Regions from separate parts of the Homo sapiens genome. Here region 1 is linked to region 2. The links are chromatin loops, found by intact Hi-C in ENCODE. Cell type or tissue: PC-3. All regions are shown on one strand. Each heading gives the region's core, and the rest is flanking DNA. Links, peaks and the distances in the headings are about the cores only.

What was found. Hi-C counts contacts between places; a loop is a spot of excess contacts. Peaks named below come from ENCODE experiments on the same cell type or tissue, not always from the same donor. Only the 100,000 strongest peaks of a DNase experiment are listed, where the experiment ranks them.
Region 1: a loop joins it to region 2, with 6 times the contacts of the local background. A loop is called at or near these places in 1 of 110 quality-filtered maps.

Annotation. Positions count from the first base shown.
Region 1 is chr1:215,112,075-215,117,846 of GRCh38, forward strand. All of the region lies in intron 2 of KCNK2 (potassium two pore domain channel subfamily K member 2), which reads left to right. Among named protein-coding and RNA genes, the nearest start is that of KCNK2, 32 kb to the left of the region's middle. In PC-3, for the core only: no CTCF peak of the experiment used is centred there; DNase peaks (open chromatin) are centred at 2,227, 2,487 and 2,767; H3K4me3 peaks cover 1,120 bases; H3K27ac peaks cover 1,703 bases.
Region 2 is chr1:215,514,898-215,520,669 of GRCh38, forward strand. No RefSeq gene overlaps it. Among named protein-coding and RNA genes, the nearest start is that of KCTD3, 50 kb to the right of the region's middle. In PC-3, for the core only: a CTCF peak has its summit at 2,882 (motif pointing left); a DNase peak (open chromatin) is centred at 2,904; H3K4me3 peaks cover 646 bases; H3K27ac peaks cover 422 bases.

The DNA.
Region 1 (5,772 bases), core at 1,131-3,630, 400 kb before region 2:
GTTCTCAGTGGCTCCCAGACTTCTAGAGCGTGTTAGGTCCTGTTAATGCTGTTAGCTGGACAAGACAGGCACCAGTCCCTCAAGAAGCCTTTTGGAAAGTCTGCTTGCTGGACATATGTTTCAGTCAGTCTTCTCTTTCCCTCCCCTGGGAGAAACCCAGTGAGACATGATTAAGGTGGAAGACGGTAGTATTGACAATCCTGACCTTGTGCAGGCCTAGGATGATTTGTTTGTGTCTTAGTTTTTTTTTTTTAAAGTGCTTAAAAAGTTAAAAAAATTAAATAGTTAAAAAAAAGATTATGGAATAAAGATATAAAGAAAAAATATTTTTATACAGCTGTACAATGTGTTTTTGTTTTAAGCTTAGTGCTAGTACAAAAGTCAAAAAATTAAACAGTTTATAAAGTGAAAAATTTACAATTAGCTAAGGCTAATTTGTTATTGAAGAAAGTTAGTTTTATTTTAAAAATAGATTCAGTGTACCCTAAGTGTACAATGATGTCCTAGGCCTTCACATTCACTCACCACTCACTCACTGGCTCACCCAGAACAACTTCCTGTCCTGCAAGCTCCATTCATGTAAGTGTACCATTTTTTACTTTTATACCCAATTTTTACTGTATCTATCATATGTTTCCATATGCTTAGATACACAAATACCATTGTCTTACAGTTGCCTTAAGTATTCAGTACAGAAAAATGCTGTACAGGTTTATAGCTTAGGAGCAATAGGCTATACCATATAGCCTAGGTGTGCAGTAGGCTATCGCATCTAGGTTTGTGGAAGTACTCTCTATGATGTTCACAAAATGATGAAATTGCCTAACCACACCTTTCTCAGTATCACATTTCTCACTATCGCAAACTGACAGAATACAGTGTAGTCACGTGTCGCTTAACAGTAGATGACTATACTGTATTCTGACAGTTCATGATAGTGATTTTATGTCTACTCAAAAATCAGTAAGCATAGAATATACTACAAATGATTCTTGAGTAGTTAACATTATACTGGACACATAGGCCATATGCGACATAAACATATAAGACAAGGCCTGATGACTATTTAGAATGCATCATACACGTGGATAAAATAAAATGTTCACCGACGTTCAACTTTATGAGTTAGTTCTTTAAAAAATTCATTTATGAATGTATTTTTTTTGCTTAGAACTTTCAGTATTTCCACATAGAAATAATATTGTAAATGATAGCTATATGCAAGGTGAGGCAACCAAAGCAGTAATACAACTGAACTATTAATATAACCCCAAGACCTGAACCTGGCTTGCCAAGTTATTTTATTATTCTTTTGGCATATTTTACTTATTTTGACCAAGTGACCCACTTAGCCTCTTTCTGCCTCAGCTTTTGTGAAAGATAAGTATGTATCTGATTCCTCTTAAGTAACACTATATGCATAATGCTCACAAGGTTCTGGTGAAGCCCCTCCGGTCTTGCACTGCTGTTTCAAATAGTTAGCTTAAAGAGAAGTAGCTGTCTAGAGGACACCCAACATATTATTTATTTTTATTTTTTTGAGACAGAGTCTTGTTCTGTTGACAGGCTGGAGTGCAATGGCACGATCCCGGCTCACTGCAACCTCCTCCTCCCAGGTTCAAGCGATTCTTATGCCTCAGCCTCCTTATTAGCTGGAATTACAGGTGTGCAACACCACGCCCAGATAACTTTTGTATTTTTAGTAAAGATGGGGTTTTCCCATGTTGACCATGCTGGTCTTGAACACCTGGCCTCAAGTGATCTGCGCAACTCGGCCTCCCAAAATGCTGGGACTACAGGCATGTAATCCCAACAGATGTACAGCCCCAACAGATATACAGCAAGTGATTAAAAATGAAAGTGTGAGTGAGGTTCAAGTGTAGTTAGTCATCTCCTAATGCCCATAACCTTTCCCCTTCATGCCTCTTCTGAATCCTCGAGAGACTGCATGTTGCTTTTTTGTGACTTTTGACTTTTCTCTTTCCCTGCTTGGTTTAAAAGTTTTCTGCATGTTTCACCAACATAAACATATTCTTGGATTGTGGGAGTTAGGAGACAGATGAAGTGGAGAGAAGACCCACCAGCCTCATGCTTATTATGAGAATTCTGAAGCATCTTCCCTTTCATAGGGTGCTGTGCTCTGAAGCATTGTTGAGATTAGTATCTTAGTTGTGAATGAAGACAAACAATACAGTATAAGTGAGTGACTAATGTAGAAAACATGAGGAAAGGTGCCAAGTTCATTTTCAGCGCTGATGGTTGTGGTGTGACACTCTCATGCCAGCCAAAGAGGTGCCTGAGGGAAAGGTTTAATTGCACTTTTGTGTAATAACTACTGGACAGGTGTCAAAGGGTAGCTCCATTATTCCAGTTGGCTCAAAAAAGGGCAAGAAATTCTATCAGGTTCTTGTTTCTCAAACAAAATAGAGTTCAACCAATTCAGTATTTGCTATAACTGGTGAGTGTATGGGTGTGTAATTGAGAAAGGCGGGGGAAACTTGGAAAAAGCTAAGAAGCTAAGACAGAATCAGTATGAATCACTATGTTTTGGGAAGTTATATATTATTTTTGCTGTCTTGATTTTGTGACATTGAGCCAAGAAATATAAACATATTAAACAGTTTTGCAAGACTTCCTTTTCTCTGCATAATGTTAGCAAGTCATTAATAAACTTCCCATGCAGTATATTAAGAAGTTTTACCTGGAGCCTAAAAGCACAGAAATTTCTTGTAGGTTATTAATGGCAATGAGTCAACTCACTCAAAGTGAGAAATACACATTTTATGGGGCCTGAAACAGGATCTGTCTATCAGGATATTATTGGAATGTCTTAGTATAGTGCCTTTACTCATGACTAATTTGGGTTGTAGGAAGTTTGATTTATTCAAATATAAATTGTGTTAACTGGTTACTTTGTCAGGTGTGTGTGTGTGTGTGTGTGTGTGTGTGTGTGTACAAAGCTTGAGATTTTCAATCATCACTATGATATTTTAGTTACTATGATTTTTTAATTTCAGTTCTCACTATGATTCTGGAAGGACAGGAAAAAATCCTTTTGTTTTTAAAACTTACATAAAAATATTGCCTTTCTGTGGAAACTTGAATAATTTTCATAACCATTTCCCCTGCCTGTGATTACCTTTATATAGGTACAAAACACTTTCTTTTTGTTTAAACTTGTATCCATTATGGAACTATAGGCTTAAGTGCATTGGGAAATCAAATGAATAGAGATTAGTGACATTATATTGGAAAAAAACGAGAGGTTTTCCAAATTTAGGAACCCTATGGATGTGTGTAACTGACAGAGAAAAACATCCTTTTTCACATTTTAGCCTTTTTCTTCTCATCAGTTTAGAAATTCAGGCCTTAGAAAAATAATGTGTAAATAAATGTTGGTTAGTGTAGCACGCCTTGGGCAACATGGTACAAAAATATTGTTTCAGGTACTGTCTCCCTGATCTCAGTCTCCTGCCTACTCAAATCCTATTTTAAGGACAACCTCTTTTAAAGGAACTGCCTAGATAAATATCTTACTGTCCTAGAACTGTGTCTTCCTTACTAACTAAACAACCTTGATCTTTTTCCTCTCTCCTTGCCTTTTGGTTTCTTTCTGACTTCTTCTTCTACCTCCTTCTCTTTCATGCTTTCCTTTTTTTTTTAAAAAAATTAATCTTTTTCTTCCACTCATGCTGAGATGGGGTAGAAGGTGGCCAGAAAGATAGACAAAGATTAATGGTCCCATAAAATATTATTCCATACAGTAATATGGAATCTAGGAAGACTCATGGAAAAATGCACACCAGGGAAATGCCGCTTCAGTGTGCTTGCTTCACATATGTAGACTGGCTCCTTTAGAGTTGCACAGGGTCTTCATCATGTTTTTTTTTTTTTTTTTCTATACACCACTGTGCTCATTTCATTGAGGCTCAAAGGAAAAAGAATTTCAGTGTTTCAAGTTCAGCCCTTGCCTGATATATAAATCTTCCCTGTAACAAGTCAGCTAATGGTTACTTGCCCTTAGACATTAGACAGGTTTACTCAATAATAGAGGAATAGTTATGTAAACTATGTTAAATGTAGCTACTCAGTGAGATATTGAAGTCCTTAAAAATGATAGCTCTGAAGACTACAAAATGCCTTGGAATATGCTTATGTTATATGAAAAGAGTTTTCAGCAGATTTATTGTTACAACTATTAAAACGTGAATATATGCATGTTGCAAAATACTGTTTTAGGAACCGTGACTGATTTTTTTTCTTTAGTATTATTTTTCCAAATGTCCAATAATATGTATATTACTTTTATGATTAAAAAAATCTCCCTAAATGGATATGACCAGGAAAGACAACCCAAATACCCAGCAGTATGCTTCATGGTTTCTGGCCCTTCAATGATATCTGCTCTCAAATCTGTTGTTCCCTGCTTTGGATTTTAAGCTTTTGTTTCTACTAACAGAAAATAAATTTACACTTTCAAAAGAGCAAGAAAAAAGCTGTACACTTCATTAGTCTGTTTAAAAATAGCTTTGACACTCGATTGCATAATCCCCAAATGGAAGGAAATATATCAGAAGGTAAGCAAGATATTTACTTTTAGACGTGCTTCCTTAAAGTCTGGTGTGCAGAAACTGCCTTCTGTAGAAAATAATATCCCTTTTAAGTAATAAGAATTAAATTTTATTTTTATAAAGTCTTCATGAAATAAATATATTTTGACTCATATTTTTGTAAGAAACATTATGGCATATTGTTTCTTACAAAATCTTCCTTACAAAATATGCTGGGGGGGGAACCTTGAAAATATGCTTATCAGTCTCTAAGTGTAGTATGATTTAAACACCTATGTTTTGTATAAAATATGCAAAGTACTACTCCATTTCTTTTCTCCACATGAAATCAAATATATATTTTTATAAAGAAAAAGATTATTGATGCTAGGTTTTGAAAATCTAACATTTGTCAGTACTCTATAACATTACATTTAATTGTGGAATGTAACTTTGTGATTTCTGCATTTTATATTTAGACAGATGCCTCTATTTTTCCTAGAAAAAAATAAAACAAGTACCATGTCCATATAACTACAGAATTTCTGAAAAACTAGTTTCATGTAATGAGTCACAAAATTTGATATCAAATCACAGATATATGAATTAACTTCTATAAAATTTAATTATCTTAAATATTAAATAGTATCTCTGGATCTCTCAGATGTATGCAAAAATGGAATACAACTTGAATTTCCAGTAAGGATTCAACAATCACTCTGTGTTCTCTCAGAATAACATTCTAGGCAATAAAGGGTTTTCCTTTGATAAGTATGTATCCTTCACTGTAGAACTGTAATGAGAGCCTAATCGATTGATATGCTAGTAACAATGTTTTTCCTGTTCATGGAAATTAGCCTTAATTCTGCAGTAATAAATATCATACTGCAGTGAAATTTAGTATGTTATACACACTGTTCATCAAAACACAAGTACTATTCTTTTGCATGCTCATATTTAATTGCCATTTTGCCTGCACCAAATGCTCAGATATTGGCAATTTTATATGCTTCAGCCTAGTGTTAGCATTAACTGAGAACTGCTCATGGAATATTCTTGAAGAGCAATATGCTAGTGTAGTGTGGTTTTCAAGAAGTTGTTTGCTTCCTTGTTCGGTTATTAAGGGTCCTAGTGGCACTCGACAGGAATATTATTTTATGCAAGGAACCCAATGACATACTTTAGTTTCCAGAATATCATGAAAGGACAAAGAGGTAAAGAA
Region 2 (5,772 bases), core at 1,833-4,332:
AATCACAGAAATATTTGAACCCTCCTGTTTATTGCAATACTATTCACAATAGTGAAGATATGGATCCAATCTAAGTGTCCACCAACAAATGAATGGATACAGAAAATGTAGTATGTATGCAATGGAATACTATTCAGCCATAAAAAAGAATAAAATCCTGTAATCTGCAGAAACATGAATGAAATTGGAGAACATTATGTTAAATGAAATAAGCTAGGCACAGGAAGACAAATACTGCATGTTCTCACTCATATGTGGGAGCTAAAAAAGTAGATCTCCTGGAGGTAGATGATAAAGCAATAGGTGCCAGAGGCTGGGAAAACAGGGAGGATGAAGAGAGGTTGGTTAATGGAGATAAACATAGAGATAAATAGAAAGAATAAGTTATAATATGTGATAGCCCAGTTAAGGTGAGCCTAAACAATAATTTATCGTATGTTTCACAATATGTAGAAGAGAAGATTGGAAATGTCCCAACACAAAGAAGTGATAAATGTTGAAGATGATGAATATCCCAATTTTCCTGATTTGATCATTACAAAATATATGCTTTATCAAAATATCGCATGTACAATTGTAATCAAATATTACATGTACATATATAATATTACATGTACATATATAACATTATCATGTTAATGAGATACATGTACAATTATAATGTATCAATAAAAAAATTTAAGGGCCAGGCGCAGTGGCTCATGCCTGTAATCCCAGCACTTTGGGAGGCCGAGGTGGGCGAATCACCTGAGGTCAGGGGTTCGAGACCAGCCTGACCAATATGGTGAAACCCCGTCTACGCTAAAAATACAAAAATTAGCTGGGTATGGTGACACATGCCTGTAATCCCAGCTACTTGGGAGGCTGAGGTAGGAGCATTACTTGAATCCAGGAGGCGGAGGCTGCAGTGAGCCAAGATTGTGCCACTGCACTCCACGAAGAATACTGAAAAGCCCAAGAGAAAAGTCTAGAAAGGATACTGGAAAAAAGTGAACTATTTAACATTTTTAGTAGAAACTTCATGGTTGAGGAGGGGGAAGAAGCCCTGATTTAGGCAGGCCAGAAGATGATGGGTGAAATATATAATTAGGTATTTGGTGTGAAATCTACTCGGTTTCCAACTCGTTTAAGGTTGAAGATATCAATTTGTCAGTCATGTTAATAACTTTTATTTGTGTATATGTAGTTATATGCCAGAAACAGTATATTTTAAGCCGTACATGAGTTTCTTATTTCATTCTCACAAAGGCACTATGGTGGTAGGTATTTATTATTATCCTGATATCACAAATGAATAAAGATTAAGTAATTTTTCCGAGACTTCTTCTTATCCTTAAGAAATGGACTCACAGTTTGAACCTACAGATTCTGACTCCATAGGCTCAGTGTTTAATTGCTAACAAGGTGGTACCTTCCCATTGGAACAGTCCATCATAATGTCCCCTCTAATGGTATCTTACTTTCTTTCCTTACCTTAGGTTATTTTAAATATATAGAAGTAAAAGATTAAAAATGAAACGTAGTAGAAAGGTTCTAGTATATGCTACTTTTATTAAGCAGTATTTTGTCAATAAGTTTAGCAATATGTATTCTTTCATGAGTCTAGCATAAAGATGATAATGAATCTACTTGTCTTTATTTAATTCTCTTATTCTAATGTATTTAGAGCTCTTTAAAGGGATATGTAATTAAATTACCAAGAATTATTGTCTATTTCCACTGGCAAGAATGAACTTTGATGATTTTTTTCCTTCGGTCACAGTAACGTAGTTAGAAATCAGACTTTCACTTGAAAAAGCAAAAACAACCCCATATTCCTAGCACCAAACTCAAACAAATACCATTTCTATAATAGGCATATACAAGAACTTTTCAGATGCCTTGAGTTAATAGCCTTTCACAATAAATTATTTTTTAACGTTTAATTATTATGGCTACATAATAGTTACATGTATTTATGTGGCACATGTAATAATATTTTGATACAAGCATGCAATGTATAATGGTCAAATCAGGGTAACTGGGATATCCATCACCTCAAGCATTTATCATTTCTTTTAGTTAGGAACAGTTTGATTTCATGTTTTTAGTTATTTTGAAATTTGTAATAAATTATTGTTAACTATAGTTACCCTGTAGTTAACACTAGATCTTGCTCCTAGTACAAACACTAGATCTTATTCCTTTCACCTAACTGTATTTTTTTGTTTTGCTTTTTCAAATATTATCTAATTTTGTACATCTTTTGACAGTGGCATTGTGATATTAAAAGCAGGACTCTGTAGACTCACTAGAAAAATAGCTCAATGCTACAAGGTTATGCTTTGTCATTCTAGAGTTCAGCTTCTTTGATGACTGGGATCATATTGTATTCATTTCTATATTCTGAGAACTTGCACAATTATGTACAAAGGAGATATTCAAAAATACCTATAATAAATTAATAAATTGATTAAATATTTAAAAAGAAATCACAATTTTATGAAACTCTTTTTTTGAACTCCAATATTTAAAAATTCATGTATTCAAATACTGCAGAAGTCCAGCAGGAAAATGTTAGCAATGCCTCTGTTTATTCCTCCATCTGCTAGCATGAATCATAATTCACCTCTTCCCCTTTCCTCACTGGTGAAATCTATACGAAGACATACTTATGTAGATTATATAAACCCTTCTTTTCTGCTTAGTCATTGCAAAGTTAGAATCCTACGCACCATATGTGAGAAATCCCCCATCAATTAACAGACCCATGAAAACTACTCTGTACCCACTGTACTTTTGACTTAGGGGTTCTCCACCAGAGGTGATTCTGCTCCCTAAAGTGTTACCTGGCAATGTCTTGAGACTGTTCCATCTTCACAGCTTGGAGTGCTACTGGCATCTAGTGGGTGGAGACCAAGGATGCTGCTGTACCTCCTACAATGCACAGGACAACCCCAACGACAAGAATTATTCAACCCAAAATGTCAATAGTGCGGAAGTTGAGAAACCTCAAAACTGGTTCCCAGATTCTATTATTCACAGGAAGTTGTTTTCTTACCAAGGAATTAAACTCAAATCCAGGGACAGAATAGGAGTCAGATGCTAAGCTAGACTTAGAACTAAAAGCCAGATCAGATGTTGTGGCATAATATCTCGCATATAAATAGATTTGTAAATGTTAATTTTTTGCATTTATAACGTATTTACACCAGAGTGAAGACTCGGGAACCAGATTCCCTCAGATTAAATCCAAGTCCTGCCACTTACTAGCACGGCAATTTTGGCCAACTTAATTTCTATTCATCAGTTTCTGCGTCTGTAAAATGAGAATAACAATATATACCTCTCCTGGTAGTTGTGAGAATGATATTAGTTAATATTTGCAAAGCACTTAAAACAGTATCAAGCGTATGTTAAATACTGGTATGTGTCAGCTGATAGCACTTTTATAACTTATCTTTCTAATGACTGTAAAATGCAAGTCTACAATGCAGGACCACCTTCCTGGCATCAAAGTTTGAAAGAAAAGAAATCAGATTCCTTGGTATGTAGAATAAATTATATAGATATAAGCAAAATTCTATCTGGAATAGCCTGATAAACTGTTGTTGTTGTTGTTTTACTTTCCATAGGTCATCATTTTTAAGGCACATTTTTTCAAATTTGAGAATTCTTAAAATTGGCATATTTCATCATTTTTAAGGCACACTTTTTCAAATTTGAGGATTCCTAAAATTGGTATCTTACCAACATGTGCTTTCTCACACATCACTCTCAGCCAAATTGCAATCGTGATCCAGTTATTATTAACTATCTACCCACAAACATGGTTGTTGGTCCTTGCAATATGACTGAATAACTGCAATCTTGATGCTTCAGCTGATAAATCACTTAAGGGCCATTTGAGGAAGGTGTGTCCTTCCTGATTGACATCTAAAAACCTTCTTTCGGCACTTCCTGGTCAGATCAAGAAAGCTTCATCACCAATACTTTCTGCAGCAGCTTGTAAGAAAATCTTACTGACAGTAGTGAAGTCTTGATGGAGATACTGATCTTAATGATTTTGAGACCAAAAAAAAAACTGTAAAAATAAACTGTAAAGGTGAAGAGGTTTTAGGAATGCCTTAAGCAATTATTTCACTTACATTTTTCTCTGTACAAGAGTAATATGTAATAAAAGTTTATGTTTAAATAAGTTTAAAAAATATCTTTTGTGAGTATAAAAGTGAACACTATTTGAAAAAGCATTTATTTGCAGTTTTTTTTCTTAGTGCAACTTAGCAAACATTAGCACACCTTACAGATGATAGCATCTTAGGGTTGATGAAATTTGGTGGTCAGAGCCACAATCCTTAGCAACTGGAGTATGTGTGCCCACCAAGTTCAATGGCCTCCTCAATGGTCAGTGACAGATGATCTAAGATAAAATTTGTTCCTACTATCTATTAAAATGAGTTACTAAAAATATAACTACCATATTTAATAGAAAGTGACAATATAATTAAGAATATTGCATTTTTCACAAGATTTCAGTTTAGAACTACTCATCTTTACACATGCTTGCAATATTATTCTCTTTTTGCTTAGTTATGAGAACTAAAAATACTATCTTAAGCCCCCCAATTGACTAAATGGACCTCCTCTTGGCCAAGGGGACCTCAGAGAAACCGTAAAAAAGTGAGTTCCAGGCCATGATGGAATGGGAGGTCAGACATGCCTCATTACACTCCCACCCTCTTGCAGTTTAGACACAACTGACCAGCATTAACGTTAAAATAGAGATCATAAGACTGATAGAATGGACTCTTGGGGCAATAATTTACCAAATTATAAACAGGACCAAGGCCATGCCAGACAATGGTTAAGTGATGCATCCCTATACTTAAAGAATAAACTATGGGCCGGGTACAGTGGCTCGCGCCTGTAATCCCAGCACTTTGGGAGGCCGAGGCGGGCAGATCACCAGAGGTCAGGAGTTCGAGACCAACCTGGCCAACATGGTGAAACCCCCCCAGGCGTGGGGGCATGTGCCTGTAATCCCAGCTACTCCAGAGGCTGGGACAGGAGAATTGCTTGAACCCAGGAGGCAGAGGTTGCAGTGAGCTGAGATTATACCACTGCACTCCAGCTGGGGTGACAGAGCAACACTCCGTCTCAAAAAAAAATTAAAAAATAAAGAAAGAATAAACTATGTTCTAGTTGCCGTGAGTTTTTTTTTTTTTTTTTTCCTTCTTCTTCTTCTTCTTCTTCTCTATCACCTAAATAAGCACTGGCCTAGAAATGAGCAATACTGAAGCAAGTGGATTTCACCACTACCAGACACTGACTAACTGACCTCCCTCTTCCACAAGCCATAACTGCAGCTTTGACTGGACAAGACATTAATTTTAATAACTTTATCCTGATAAGAAGACCACTGATTATAGACTGGTTCTGGCCAATTTACAAAGGCTGCCCACTTGAGTGTCTTCATGTTCCTGCTTCACCTTTTGATGTATAGGCCTAATTGTAATACATTTAAATGTTGTCTCCACTTCAAAGTGAACATGGGTTGCATGCAAATGCATGTTTATTTCAGTACACATTCATTAGGACCCACTTCATTTATAGCTCCTCCTATAACCTGTTGAGTATGTATACTTAGCAAACCCATCAGCATAAATCCCTTTTCCACCTTCTCCTCCCACAAAGTGCCTGCTAACTGCTTCTGCCAGAGGCTATGCTTCCTAGCCTCTCAGGATGGGTACCTTGCAGGCCGTAACCCTTTATTTAAAAAAAAAAAAAAAAAAT